Regions from separate parts of the Homo sapiens genome. Here region 1 is linked to region 2. The links are chromatin loops, found by intact Hi-C in ENCODE. Cell type or tissue: IMR-90. All regions are shown on one strand.

Region 1 (2,500 bases), 380 kb before region 2:
ATGCTGATGCCTGAAGTTCCATTTCAAATTTATTTCCTTTGGTTATAAAATATGTGAAAGTAAATTCTTTACAAAGCAACCCAGAAAACATGTTCATAATTTCTGATTACACTTAGCTATTATTTTCTGAATACATATGAGTATATAATTAGCACAATACATTCCAGGTATTTAATGTATTGACAAAAGAGCCCAGCTGTTTGGCTTACTACACTTTTCCATGAGGAATTGAAACATGTGATGATAAATTATCATTATTGCAGCTTCATTTTCTAGCTTTTTCCCTTAATTTATAAAAGCCAACCTTTGTCTGCGAAGGACCCCTTTCTTTACTGTAGGTTCCTGGAGGGCAGGGTCATGTGTCACTCATCTCTGTGTCCTCAGGACCTGGCACAGTCTCTAGTTCAGAGTGAGTGCTACACAGTTTGTTCAGTCAAATTAAATTCCACAATGCTCTTCAAAGACTAATGCTCATTTTTTGTTGGATGACAGTCATGTTGGATTCAAGAAAAATAGTTGTCCTACTGCTTTTACTAATATTAGTTTGGGATCCATTAAAATTTTTAAGTTTCTAGATCAAGATTAATTACCTAGTAATCATATGTATATACAATTTCATCCATGAGCTAATTACCATTTACACTTAACACTTGACAGCTGGATTATCATTAGATAATCATTAGATCTATTTTAATCAAAATCTCCTAGGACATATTTATACAATCTGCCTACATTTTTCCTTCAATTTGTCTCATAAGTTAAGTTTGGTGTTTGGGGATACTTTGGTTTTTACTGGGCATTATTTGACAATCCATCAGGTCAAGCATAAGCCATCATGCCACAAACAGATATACTATGTACATATAAAACCATAAATATGCCAAATATATTTTTTCCCTTAAAAAAATGAGAGTTGCTATGTCATTACCTGAATGATAAGTTTTCAATGAAACTGTTAGTATCTGACCTACTCCCGAAAGCTATGGCTTTTCTCACTGAAAAGGCTGGATGGTTTTCCTCCTTTTGCAGTCACTTTTGCTTTTCCTTCTTCTTCTTTAGTCTTGTGCATTTTCAGCATAACTTTATCACACTGCTGCTGTTTCCACAATGTGATATGTGGACTCTAAAAGCTTTGCCCATCTCTGTACAGCAGGCATTGCTCTTCTATGTTTCGCTCAGACGTGAACACATTGCTTCCAGCTCTTTTCCACCCACCTCACCCCAGCTCAGCCCCTGCCTGTATTATGTAGTGAATCATCCATGCTTCCACCTTTTTGTTTTCTTTTTTTTTGTTTTCTTTTGTTTTTAATTTGGGAAGCAAGGGAACTTTTCTTTATCTCGGGCTCCCTCTACAGTTTGTGATGGTTATTTATCAACAAAAGGGTACTTCCTAGTTACTGGTTTCGTTTGGTGGCCAGAGATATTTGACAGCTGCGTGTTGAATATACACTGTTAATTAACAACTTATCAAAACGCTGTTTTGAAACCCTAACAATCATTTCCTTCCATTCACCCACTCAAAAGGAAAGGCAATCTATTAAGTTTACTAAGTATAAGACAGAGGTCATCTAAATTCGCACATCCAAGATTTTAGAACAGTAGTTAAAACTGGCTTTAATCTGAGGGCCATTCTTCTCTCCACTGAACCTAATCGCCCTCTGTTAGACTTAGCAAAGAAAGCATTCTCCAGCATCACAGTGTCAGCTCGCACTGGAGGATACCCCAATCTTCCACAGCTGTCGTTTGAGTAGCCAACAAGAGTGACAGTGGTGATGGACATTTCTAAAGAAATAAATTCATTAAACAGTAGATTTTCTCTTTATAAATTATTAGAATTTTTGTATTCGTCACACCATCACACCATCACGGGTGTGATGACCCGTGCCTGTAATCTCAGCACTTTGGAAGGCTGAGGTGGGAAGATCACCTGAGGTCAGGAGTTTGAGACCAGCCTGCCAACCATGGCCAACATGGTGAAACCCTGTCTCTACTAAAAAATACCAAAATTAGCCGGACCTGGTGGCAGGCACCTGTAATCCCAGCTACTTGGAAGGCTGAGTCAGGAGAATTGCTCGAACCCAGGAGGTGGAGGTTGCAGTGAGCCAAGATCGCACCACTGCACTCCAGCCTGGGTGACAGAGCAAGACTCTGTCTCAAAAAGAAAAAAAAAAAGAAAGTATTAGAATTTTAACATAGGTGTTGATCAAGGAACCACAATTACTGTTTAATATGGCCCAGCAGAGAGTCTAAGTTCATTAAATTGTTTTCTGAGCTCCCGAGTTCATGCCAGTGCCCCAGAAGTCGTGGTGGCAGGTGCTGTGGGCAGGGTCTGGCCTGCAGCCATGAACCAATGGTGAGTTCTACCTGCAGAAGACTTGGAAGTTGTATGTGTTTCACGTGGGTCAGTAGTTTGTCCTTGATTTTTCTTTTTGCCTTTTTATTAAACACTAGACTGGGAAGCTCGAATTGACAGCCACGGGCGGGTCTTTTATGTGGACCA
Region 2 (2,500 bases):
ATTTGTATTGCTATTGCAAGTTTTCCATAAGAATGAAATTATCAAAAAGTAATTACTTTTATTTATTTATTTATTTAAGACAGTCTCCCTCTGTCGCCCAGGCTGCAATGCAAAGGTGCAATTTCACTGCAACCTCCACCTCTCAAGTTCATGAGATTCTCTTGCCTCCGCCTCCCGAGTAGCTGGGATTATAGGTACACATCACCATGCCCTGCTATTTTTGTATTTTTTGGTAGAGACGGGGTTTCACCATGTTGGCTAGGCTGATCTCGAACTCCTGGGTTCAAGTGATCCTCCTGCCTGGGCCTCTCAAAGTGCTGGGATTACAGGCGTGAGCCACCACGCCCAGCCTCAAAAAGTAATTACTTTTTTTTTTTTTGAGACGGAGTCTTGTTCTGTCGCCCAGGCTGGAGTGCAGTGGCTCAATCTCAGCTCACTGCAACTTCCGCCTCCTGGGTTTAAGCGATTCTCCTGCCTCAGCCTCCGGAGTAGCTGGGATTACAGGCACCTGCCCCTACACTCGGCTAATTTTTGTATTTTTAGTAGAGACGGGGTTTTACCATGTTGGCCAGGCTGGTCTTGAACTCCTGACCTCAGTAATTACTTTTTTAAACAACCATGTGGGCTGGGTTCGCTTGCGTGAGGAACGCTTGCATCCAGGAGCTGAAGACCAGCCTGGGCAACATAGACATCTTCTCTACAATAAAATTAAAAATTAGCCAGGCTTGGTGGTGCATGCCTGTAGTCCCAGCTACTCAGGAAGATGAAACGGGAGGATCCTTCAGCCCAGACGTTAAAGGCTGCAGTGAGCTATGATCGTGCCACTGCACTCCAGCCTGACAGATTGAGACTGTCTAAAAAATGAAAAATAAGGCTAAGGCATGGTGGTTCAGGCCTGTAATCCCAGCACTTTGGAAGGCTGAGGCGGGCGGATCACTTGAGGTCACGATTTGGAGCCTGGGCAACATAGGGAGCTCTGTCTCTAGAAAAAAAAAATCAATCAATCAATCAATCAACCACGTCAATACCGCGTCAGTAAAGCAGAGGTGACACCAAACTTCATTCCAGAGGCTAAGCCTGACCCAAATCCAGTTCAGCCAAAGCTAGGAAACCAGTCTCCCTGGTAAGCCTCTGAATGTGATGTTAGTATTAAAAGGCTGCTGCGTGGTATTATACTAGCAGCCACTGTGTCTTAGCTGTTGAGAAGGACCTCCTGTGTGGTGGAAACCGGGGTTTTTTATTTCCAAAATTCCACATGAAGCCCTTCCTCTACTGGGGGTTCTGAAGACCAACTGCTCCTCAGTAGTCAGGACTGTGACAGGAAGGATTTTACTCACCACTGACGCAGCCTCAAGTTGTCTCAAAGTGAGGCGGTGTCCCCTTAGATCTGTGTTGAGGAAAATGAGGTTCTCCTCCTCACTGCGGGCCCGGCGCTGGCGGCCGCAGTAGGAGCACGGAGGCGGTGGGGGCTTCTCAGGGGTCCGACAAGGCGGCTCGCACGCCCCCTGCTGGTCATCTGGGGCAGCGCGGGGCCCTCGGCGCTCGCTCACTGTTTAGCGGTGGCCGCGTGCCCCCTCCTGGCTGTCTGGTTGAATTAATTAAATTCAGATCGTTCAATGCCATGATTACGGACGTTCAAAATAAAATGGGGCCCACTATCCTGTGTCTTTCTCAAAAATGTTAAAGAAATTATTAATCGGAACGAAATAAATGTAGATCCAAACTTTACAAGTTTCACAAAAATTCATTCAAAATAGTCCATTGACTTAAATTTAAAATACAAAGCTGGCCGGGCGCGGTGGCTCACGCCTGTAATCCCAGCACTTTGGGAGGCTGAGGCGAGCGGATCACCTGAGGTCGGGAGTTCGAGACCAGCCTGACCAACATGGAGAAACCCCCGTCTCTACTAAAAATACAAAATTAGCCGGGCGTGGTGACGCATGCCTGTAATCCCAGCTACTCGGGAGGCTGAGGCAGGAGAATCGCTTGAACCTGGGAGGTGGAGGTTGCTGTGAGCCGAGATCGCGCCATTGCACTCCAGCCTGAGCAACAAGAGCGAAATTCCGTCTCAAAAAAATAATAATACAAGCTATAAAAATTCTAAAGTTACATTAAATCACATGGAAAGCAATGTCAAATGAGAACTACTTAGCCAGGCACAGTGGTTCACACCTTAATCCCAGCACCTTGAGCGGCTGAGGTGGGAGAACCGCTTGAGCCCAGGAGTTTGAGACCAGCCTAGACACCCCTGCACCCTGCAACCAACCCACCTCTACAAAAAATACAAAAATTAGGTTGCTCTGCCTGTGGAGTAGCCATTCTTTTGTTTCTTTACTTCTCTAATAAACTTGCTTTCACACACACACACACACACACACACACACACACACACACACCATAGCCGGGTGTGATGGCACACACTTATAGTCCCAGCTACTAGGGAGGCTGAAGTGGGAGGATCGCCTGAGCCCAGGAGGTCAAGGCTGCAGTAAGCCATGAT

Evidence for each region. Hi-C counts contacts between places; a loop is a spot of excess contacts. Peaks named below come from ENCODE experiments on the same cell type or tissue, not always from the same donor. Only the 100,000 strongest peaks of a DNase experiment are listed, where the experiment ranks them.
Region 1: a loop joins it to region 2, with 3.0 times the contacts of the local background. A loop is called at or near these places in 15 of 110 quality-filtered maps.

The regions. Positions count from the first base shown.
Region 1 is chr7:43,453,846-43,456,345 of GRCh38, forward strand. It overlaps HECW1 (HECT, C2 and WW domain containing E3 ubiquitin protein ligase 1), which reads left to right. Exons shown (of 30, transcript NM_015052.5): 13 at 2,452-2,500. Among named protein-coding and RNA genes, the nearest start is that of LUARIS, 67 kb to the right of the region's middle. In IMR-90, a CTCF peak has its summit at 1,346; no DNase peak of the experiment used is centred here; H3K27me3 peaks cover 146 bases.
Region 2 is chr7:43,837,528-43,840,027 of GRCh38, forward strand. No RefSeq gene overlaps it. Among named protein-coding and RNA genes, the nearest start is that of MRPS24, 31 kb to the right of the region's middle. RefSeq lists a silencer at 1,565-1,644. In IMR-90, a CTCF peak has its summit at 1,546 (motif pointing left); a DNase peak (open chromatin) is centred at 1,554; H3K4me3 peaks cover 237 bases; H3K27ac peaks cover 170 bases.